Regions from separate parts of the Mus musculus genome. Here all the other regions are linked to region 3. A link is a loop called in an ENCODE intact Hi-C map of the cell type or tissue named here. Cell type or tissue: heart. All regions are shown on one strand.

Evidence for each region. Peaks named below come from ENCODE experiments on the same cell type or tissue, not always from the same donor. Only the 100,000 strongest peaks of a DNase experiment are listed, where the experiment ranks them.
Region 1: it touches region 3 in a loop (5-fold over the local background); 40 of 42 quality-filtered maps call a loop at or near these places.
Region 2: a loop joins it to region 3, with 2.3 times the contacts of the local background. A loop is called at or near these places in 4 of 42 quality-filtered maps.

What each region holds. Positions count from the first base shown.
Region 1 is chr7:80,729,183-80,731,682 of GRCm38, reverse strand. It overlaps Iqgap1 (IQ motif containing GTPase activating protein 1), which reads left to right. Exons shown (of 38, transcript NM_016721.2): 27 at 1,301-1,441; 28 at 1,530-1,614. Among named protein-coding and RNA genes, the nearest start is that of Crtc3, 42 kb to the right of the region's middle. In heart, no CTCF peak of the experiment used is centred here; no DNase peak of the experiment used is centred here; H3K27ac peaks cover 425 bases.
Region 2 is chr7:80,605,064-80,607,563 of GRCm38, reverse strand. Crtc3 (CREB regulated transcription coactivator 3) reads left to right here. Exons shown (of 15, transcript NM_173863.2): 8 at 1,731-1,816. Among named protein-coding and RNA genes, the nearest start is that of Gm15880, 30 kb to the left of the region's middle. In heart, a CTCF peak has its summit at 963 (motif pointing left); DNase peaks (open chromatin) are centred at 1,833 and 2,463; H3K27ac peaks cover 221 bases; H3K27me3 peaks cover 334 bases.
Region 3 is chr7:80,848,641-80,851,140 of GRCm38, reverse strand. No RefSeq gene overlaps it. Among named protein-coding and RNA genes, the nearest start is that of Zscan2, 11 kb to the left of the region's middle. In heart, a CTCF peak has its summit at 1,210 (motif pointing right); a DNase peak (open chromatin) is centred at 1,240; H3K27ac peaks cover 691 bases.

The sequences.
Region 1 (2,500 bases), 120 kb after region 3:
GTCTGTCTGTCTGTCTGTCTGTCTGTCTGTCTCTCTTTCTCCTTTCCTTTTAGACAAGTCTTTATCCTAGGCTGGCCTTAAATACCCTATGTAGCTGAAGCTGACTTTGAACTCCCGATCCCTTCACCCCCACCTCCCAGGCATGAACTGTAGAGCCTGATTTATGTGCTGTTGGGATTAAACCCAGGGCTCAGTGTGTGCTAGACCGACAGTCTGTCCACTGGCCCATACCCCAGCCTCGTCTGAAGCCCAGTGCTTCAGTTCTGCGTCTGGCTGTCTCCCCTGACATCCAAAGGTGCCACGTCATTGGCTATGCTGTGTCTCCAGTGCCTGTGGGTGTGCCTGGTCTGCATGGCTGCACCCTCGTCTCTGTTCATACTCATCGTTTCTGGGTCAAGCTGGGACGCTGCTTTCCCACGTCTCTCATCTGTGTCTGTCTGTCCATCTTTAATTTATTTTTTACGATGAGCCTGAGTGGTCTTTCTCAGTGTATGTCTGTATGTCTTTGTGTGTGTGTGTATGACTGTGTTGGGGTGGGGGGTGGGGAGTAAGTGAGCCCATGGAGGTCAGAGGATAACTTTGTGAAGTTGGTTCTCTGTCTACGTTTCTGTGGGTTCTGGGCATGAAACTCGGGTCTCCAGGCTCCATAGCAACACCTTTACCTGTGAGGCATCTCCGTGCCCCAGAACTTTTACCTTTCAGTGGCTACTTGCGGCTTCTGAGCAAGTCCAGACTTAGTGCATATAGGATCCTCCAGGGCCTGATCCGTGTTAGCTTTTTCACTCCCTTTTCTCTTCCTTCTGTTCCTCCTTTGTATGTAACACTGCACGTACCCCCAGAAGACCCTTCTCCTCTGCTCTCTTGTCCTTGGGGTCGGGCGCCTTCCTTCCTTTCTCCGGGCTGAGAAGAGGCTCTTTCTCTGACCTGCAGCAGTTCTGATCAGCTCACTGTTTATAAGCATTGCTAGGGGTTAACCTGGGGTCATGGGTATGCCAGGCAAGTGCTATATCACTGAGCTAACCTCTAGCCCATATAGTATGTTGATGATTACCTACCTGCTCATAGCCTCTGCTGCTGTGAGAGACTCAGGAGAAGGTATGATGGCTCCCCTACATTTTGTTGCTAAGTGCTTATCAGGGTGTGACACATGATACAAGACATCCAGATCACAGCTTGTGCAGAGGAGCCTAAGTTAGCTAAGCTTCCTGGATCCTTCTATTTATAAACAAGACAAGCTCCTGCCTCGAACTATTCCTGGGGGTCGATCTAACATTGCTGGGGGTCATTTCTGTTTTCTCAGCAAACTGCCCTATGATGTGACTCCTGAACAAGCCTTGTCTCATGAAGAAGTGAAGACGAGGTTAGACAACTCCATCAGGAACATGAGGGCCGTGACAGACAAGTTCCTCTCAGCCATCGTCAGCTCTGTGGACAAAATCCCGTGAGTGCCATCAGTTGTGACTCCAAATAAAGCCTGGCTGGTGGCATACTCTGTGGCCTGACCTCACTCCATTTTGTCCATCCCACAGTTATGGGATGCGCTTCATTGCCAAAGTCCTGAAGGATTCCCTGCACGAGAAGTTCCCTGACGCTGGTGAGGACGAGCTGCTGAAGGTAAGACTCTGAGAGCTACCGGGTGCCTGCCCTCTGCTGTCAGATGCCCAGTGACCACAGACCAGCAGGAAGTGCCTGAGTGTCCTCCACTGTGAGCCTCACGAGCAGCTGTAACTAGAAGACGGTGCCTTCTAAGCAGATAGTTTCTGTTCATCTTCATCTTTAAAGGCACTGTGTACACTAAGTATAGGTAGTGGGAAGTTTTCCTGAGCCCTCTTTTCTCTGGAGCATTGCTCCCTCTGCTGGTGGCCAGGTGAATAGCAGCGAGCGCAGTGCTCTGCTGCGGATTCCCTGCTAACTCTTCTTACTTGGCTATACTCCCTCCTACTTGTGTTTTTACCTTTTAAATCTGAACGCTTCTCTCTTCTCTCTCCTAGTTCTGTGCTTTCCTACAGTGAGGCCTCGATTCTAGACTTTCTGTCCAGGTGAATTCATTTTATTTTTTTTCTGGAACTCTAGGGGAGATTCCATGATTGTCCTTGCGTTCCCCTGTGGAAGACATGTGTGCTGAGTGAATCTCATTTCATAGGCATGAACGTGGCCTTTGCAGTCTGTGGCATGTGGGCCGTGGGGGTTAAACAGACAGTAGCTCATCTAAGGACTTACTTTCCCTGTGCTACATGGCTTCCAAAAAACCCACCTACAAACCCCACAGAGGTGGTCGACATCAGCCTGGGCTGCTGCCGTAACATATGAACTGAAGGCGTCCTGGAGCGTTGGATCACATACCTTACAGTGCTATTTATATGTTCTAAATCTGTCCCTTTTTTCATCTCTGGTGCTAGTTTTCAGTTCTCTTCCCCCCTTCACACATCCCCCAGTTTATTTGGAATTTTAGGTCTTGAGGTATATGTGTGCATGTGTGCATGTTGCTGTATGCTCTTTG
Region 2 (2,500 bases), 240 kb after region 3:
TTGACTTGTGGCTCAGCCTTCTTGCTGTCGTTGGTATGGCTCAGAGCATTAAAGCAGTCAGGGAACAGTCCCTTGCTGTAGAGCCATGAGACGTATGCGGATGTGTGTGGACATGGGGGAGGGGCACCTACACTGCACCATTTATGTGGAAGCCCAAAGTTGGGTATTCTCCCGGATTACGCTCCACTTTATTTATTGAGGTAGGAAGTCCTGCTGAATCCACCACTTGCCTGTCTAAACGAGGGTAGCTAGCTTGCTCCGGGGAACCCCTGTCCCTGCCCCTGTTGCTCTGGGATTGCAGGCACCTGCCATGCCTACCTGGCTTTTCCATGGGTCCTGGGAATCAAACTCTGTTCCTCACTCTTACAGGGCAAGTGCTCTATCCACTGGGCCATCTGCCCAGGCCACCTCATCTCCATTTGTTACCTTCTTTATGTAGTCTTTTCTTGATTAGTGTGTACTTCACCACACCCCCTTCCCCACACCTGCAGGGCCCTGGCCAGGTCTCAGACTTGTACATTATTTCCTACTGTTTACCTAACCCATAGTCAGATAACAAGAGCATCCTGGCTGGTGCTTGCCACCGTTTCTTCTTTTATTTATCCCTCACTCTTGTGCTTGACTGTCCTTTGCTGAGTCTAAAGGGATCCCAGGGCACTCAACTCCGAAGCCTCGATGCTTGTCTGCTCCGAAGCAAGGATGTTTGTCTCTTCTGGGCTTCCTTCAATGCTAATACGAGCCATAGATGTGCTGCCTTTGTCCCCTGGCTGTTGATACTGTCCTCACATTTGAATCCATTTCTTAACCATTCCTTCAGCCTCTACACTGACACACAAAGGGCTGGAAAGATGGCTCAGTGGGTAAGAGCACCGGCTGCTCTTCCAAAGGACCCGGTTCAATTCCTAGCATGCACATGGTGGCTCACAACTATCTATGACTAGTTCCAGGAGATCTGATGCCCTCTTCTGGTCTCCACAGGCACTAGTGTTCATATAGTATACAGACACACATAGGCAAATCGCCCATACACACAAAATAATACAATAATTAAAGAAAAAAGTATGTTAAAAAATAGTGTTTGCTAAGGAAATCATGTTCACTAGTCAGTGTGGCACATGCTTATAATCCCACCACTTGAGAGGACAGCTGAGAGCCTGAGGCCAGCCTGAGCTACGTGGCAGGTTCCTTGACAGCCAACCCTAAATGCTAACTAAGAGACATTTAAATTTTTTCTTTTCTCTTCTTTTCTCTCCTCTCCTCCCCTCTCCTCTCCTCTCCTCCCCTCTCCTCTCCTCTCCTCCCCTCTCCTCTCCTCTCCTCCCCTCCCCTCTCCTCCCGTCCCCTCCCCTCCCCTCCCCTCTCATCCCCTCTCCTCCCCTCCCCTCCCCTCCCCTCCCCTCCCCTCCCCTCCCCTCCCCTCCCCTCCCCTCCCCTCCCCTCCCCTCCCCTCTTTTCTTTTCTTTTGAGACAGGGTCTCTTTATGTAGCTCTAGCTGTCCTGGAACTTCCTATGTAGAGTAGGCTGGCCTCAAATTCACAGAGATCCATCTGCCTCTGTCCCTGCCTCCCTGGTATGGGATTAAAGGTTTGCCGCCACCCCCTCCCACTCCCCGCCCTGCCCCCGCCCTGCCCCCGCCCCCACCCCCAGCAGTTTTAAACAAGCTAATTGATTTGGCCCAGGTTGGCCGCCCTCTTCTCTAATTCAATGAATATGCTTCTTCTCCCTTTTAGTAGCCGCCTTCCCGGGTCCGCTGAAAGAAGAGAATCTGTTAAATGTCCCGAAGCCACTGCCTAAACACCTGTGGGAGAGCAAGGAGGTGGGTGAGCCGTCCTGGGTTGTGCTTGTCAGTCCTGGCAGCCTGCCCCGCAGAGGTGGAAACCAGAACTGGGGAAAAGGAAGAGAGGATTTGTCTGGACACAGACACTGGAAAGACAGTGGGGAGATCTGTCCCCCACGGGTCACCGTGATCTGTGGGCGATTAGTGCAGTGCCCCTGGGGTTTCCAAGCTTTTCTGTGGATTTGCTGATTCTCGAATGGAAATTGTTAAGCTGCTCACCTTACATGGTCAGAAGCCCGGAGATTTGGGCATGAAAGGGCAGATGTCTCTGCTTTGGAGCCATCTCCAGCTCCTGTCGAGAACTGCTATCATGCCAGATGATCATTCCTAAAATCAAAGGCCTTTGACCCAAGCAGCAATGAGTCATCTGTTTACTACTGATTTCTCTGAGCTTTGAATGTTAGCGTCTGAAATCCTAGTCACTGGCCTCCCTCCACGACCCCTTTGTAAACCTCACCCACTGCGGAGCTTAGCTTAGCCTCTTTCTGTAGAGAGCTGTCTTGTGAGAAAGTCCTCCATCCACCCCTAGTGATGGCCAGATGCAGTTGGCTGTTTGGTCTCTGTGCTTAACTACCCCCGCACCCCCCCTCCGGTTTCCCCCCCTCGGGATCCCATTGGTCTCCACGTCCCTCCCCCTTCCCCCTCAGGATCCCATTGGACCTG
Region 3 (2,500 bases):
CCCGGGCTTGGGACCAGGGTCTTTGCCCACTGAGCCATTTCCTCCACCCCCTTTGGCAGAGCTAGGAGTATAGTTTAATGGTAGAGCACACCTCAAGGTCTTAAATTCAGTTGCTAGTCCAAAGAAGAATAAGAAAGAGAAGATAGAGAAGATAAAGGAAGAGGAGGAGGAGAAAAGGAGGCAACCGCTCTATACTAACATAGAAGGTCTCCATGTGGGTAAAAGAACAGGTAAAATACAGTGTGCATGTATGGGACAAGCCTTGTGAGAACAACACAGGAGAGAAACATCAAATACGTAGTCTTAGGGATGCTGAATACATTTTTCCTGTTCTAGCCACAAGAAAATGTTAACGGTACAGATGGGGAGGTGGCACAGCGGGCAAAGGGCTTGCTGAGCTGAATTTCATGCCTAGCACCCATGTAAAAAGTCACAAGTGAAGCCAGGTGGTCCCAGCTGGGAAACCTTTAACTCAGGAGGCAGAGGCAGAGGCAGACAGATCTCTGTGAGTTCAAGGCCAGCCTGGTCTACAGAGCGAGTTCCAGGACAGCCAGGGCTACACAGAGAAACCCCGTCTCAAACAAGCCAAAGCAGTGAGAGAGACTGGGAATCATGAGGTTTGGGTTTTTTTTTTCTTTTTTTTTCTTTTTTCTTTAAAGATTTTATTTATTTATTATATGTAAGTTCACTATAGCTGTCTTCAGACATGCCAGAAGAGGTCATCAGATCTCATTACAGATGGTTGTGAACCACCATTTGGTTGTCGGCATTTGAACTCAGGACCTTCAGAAGAGCAGTCAGTGCTCTTAACCGCTGAGACATCTCCAGCCCCTGTTGCTGGTTTTTGCTTTGCCTTGTTTAGGTTCGGAGAAGGATGGAATTGAGTTTTTTGTTTGGGATTTTTGAGACAGAATTTTACTTTGTAGCCTAACTTGACCTCGAACTCACCAATGCCCTGGGCAACTTCAAATTTCTACATCCCTCCTGTCCAGCATCCCTAAAGCTGCGATCACGGATCTGAGCCATCATGTTCAGCTTAACAATCAGACTGATTATCAACTAGCTTCACTAACACTGAGCCTGCTTCAGGATTCCCTGGGTCCTAGAGCACAAGTAATTCCCTATAGACCTGCGGTCTTTCACACTCCAGAAGGAAAGTCCAATCCCCCAAGCACTGGACTGTTTCTGTCATTACTCTTGGCCACCACAAGGTGTCACTATCTGACACCCCTGCAAGTTCTCCCCAGGGTGACATTGCCAGTCCTTCAGAGATAGGCCACTCTGATTCCACTTCTTGCCAGCTACTGAAGTCCTTTCCGGCTCCAGATAACAAACCATTTCCCTTTCCAGAGAGTTTCAATCCAAATTCGGATTTCATTAATTTGCCTTTTTTACTGAACCAAAGAGATAAAGTTCGCCAACCCTCAAGGCTGATTTATCCTTTCCGTTTTGGAGACAGGGTCTCATGTATCCCAGGTTGGTGTGGAACCAGGATTTGGAGCCAAGGATTTGTGATTTTGAACTCCCCAAGAACTAGGGTAGCAGGTGTGGGTCACCATACCTGGAAGCCCCAGCAACTTATTTTATTTTTGAGTTGAGGCAGTCTTGCTCTGTAAGCCAGGCTAGCTTCTAGTTTGTAACGATCCTCTTATCTGCCAAGTGCTACAGTTATAAATACACACCACCACACTCAGCCCCAAAGGGATTTCTAGTACCATGTGTTGGGCATCTCTGTCTTCTTTGCCGCATCACATAAGAGGTTAGTTACTGGTCCTCACTTTCCTGACAGTGAACTTGTCAGCCTTCAGGGCAGCAACCCTCCCAACAGCTAATTCTGTTTATTTCCCTTGAAGGACTAGGAGCTAGGAACCTGTGGGAGACTCTGTGTGTGTGGCATTCCAGTAGAACAGTGGAAATGTAACTCACAGGTGTTACATCTTCAGTTCTACATAGCTAAATGAGACATACATTTTTATATGTCTATAAATATCACATATAAAAGTCCATACCCTAATTTGGTTCATTTGTTTCTGTTTTGAATGTTCTGGCAAATGAGTCTGGGCTATTGTAAATACTAACAACCATTACAACCATACAATTAACCATTGAGCAACATTCAATTCCTTATTCTGTGTGTGTTTATGTAGTATGTATGTGTGTTTGTGTGTGGTGTGTATGTGGTGTATTTTTTTTAAGTTTTATTTATTTTATGTATGATTACACTGTAGCTCTTCAGACACACCAGAACAGGGCATCCATTACAGATGGCTGTGAGCCACCATGTGGTTGCTGGGAATCGAACTCAAGACCTCTGGAAGAGCAGTCCAGAAGTGCTCTTAACCAATGAGCTACCTCTACACACACATACACACACACACACACACACACACACACACACACACACTGTGTGTGTGTTTGTGTTATTGAGATTCAGACTACAAACAGCTCGGTTGCATAGTTAACATAGCAAAGCAGACCTGGCCTCCAGGTTCTCCCAGCA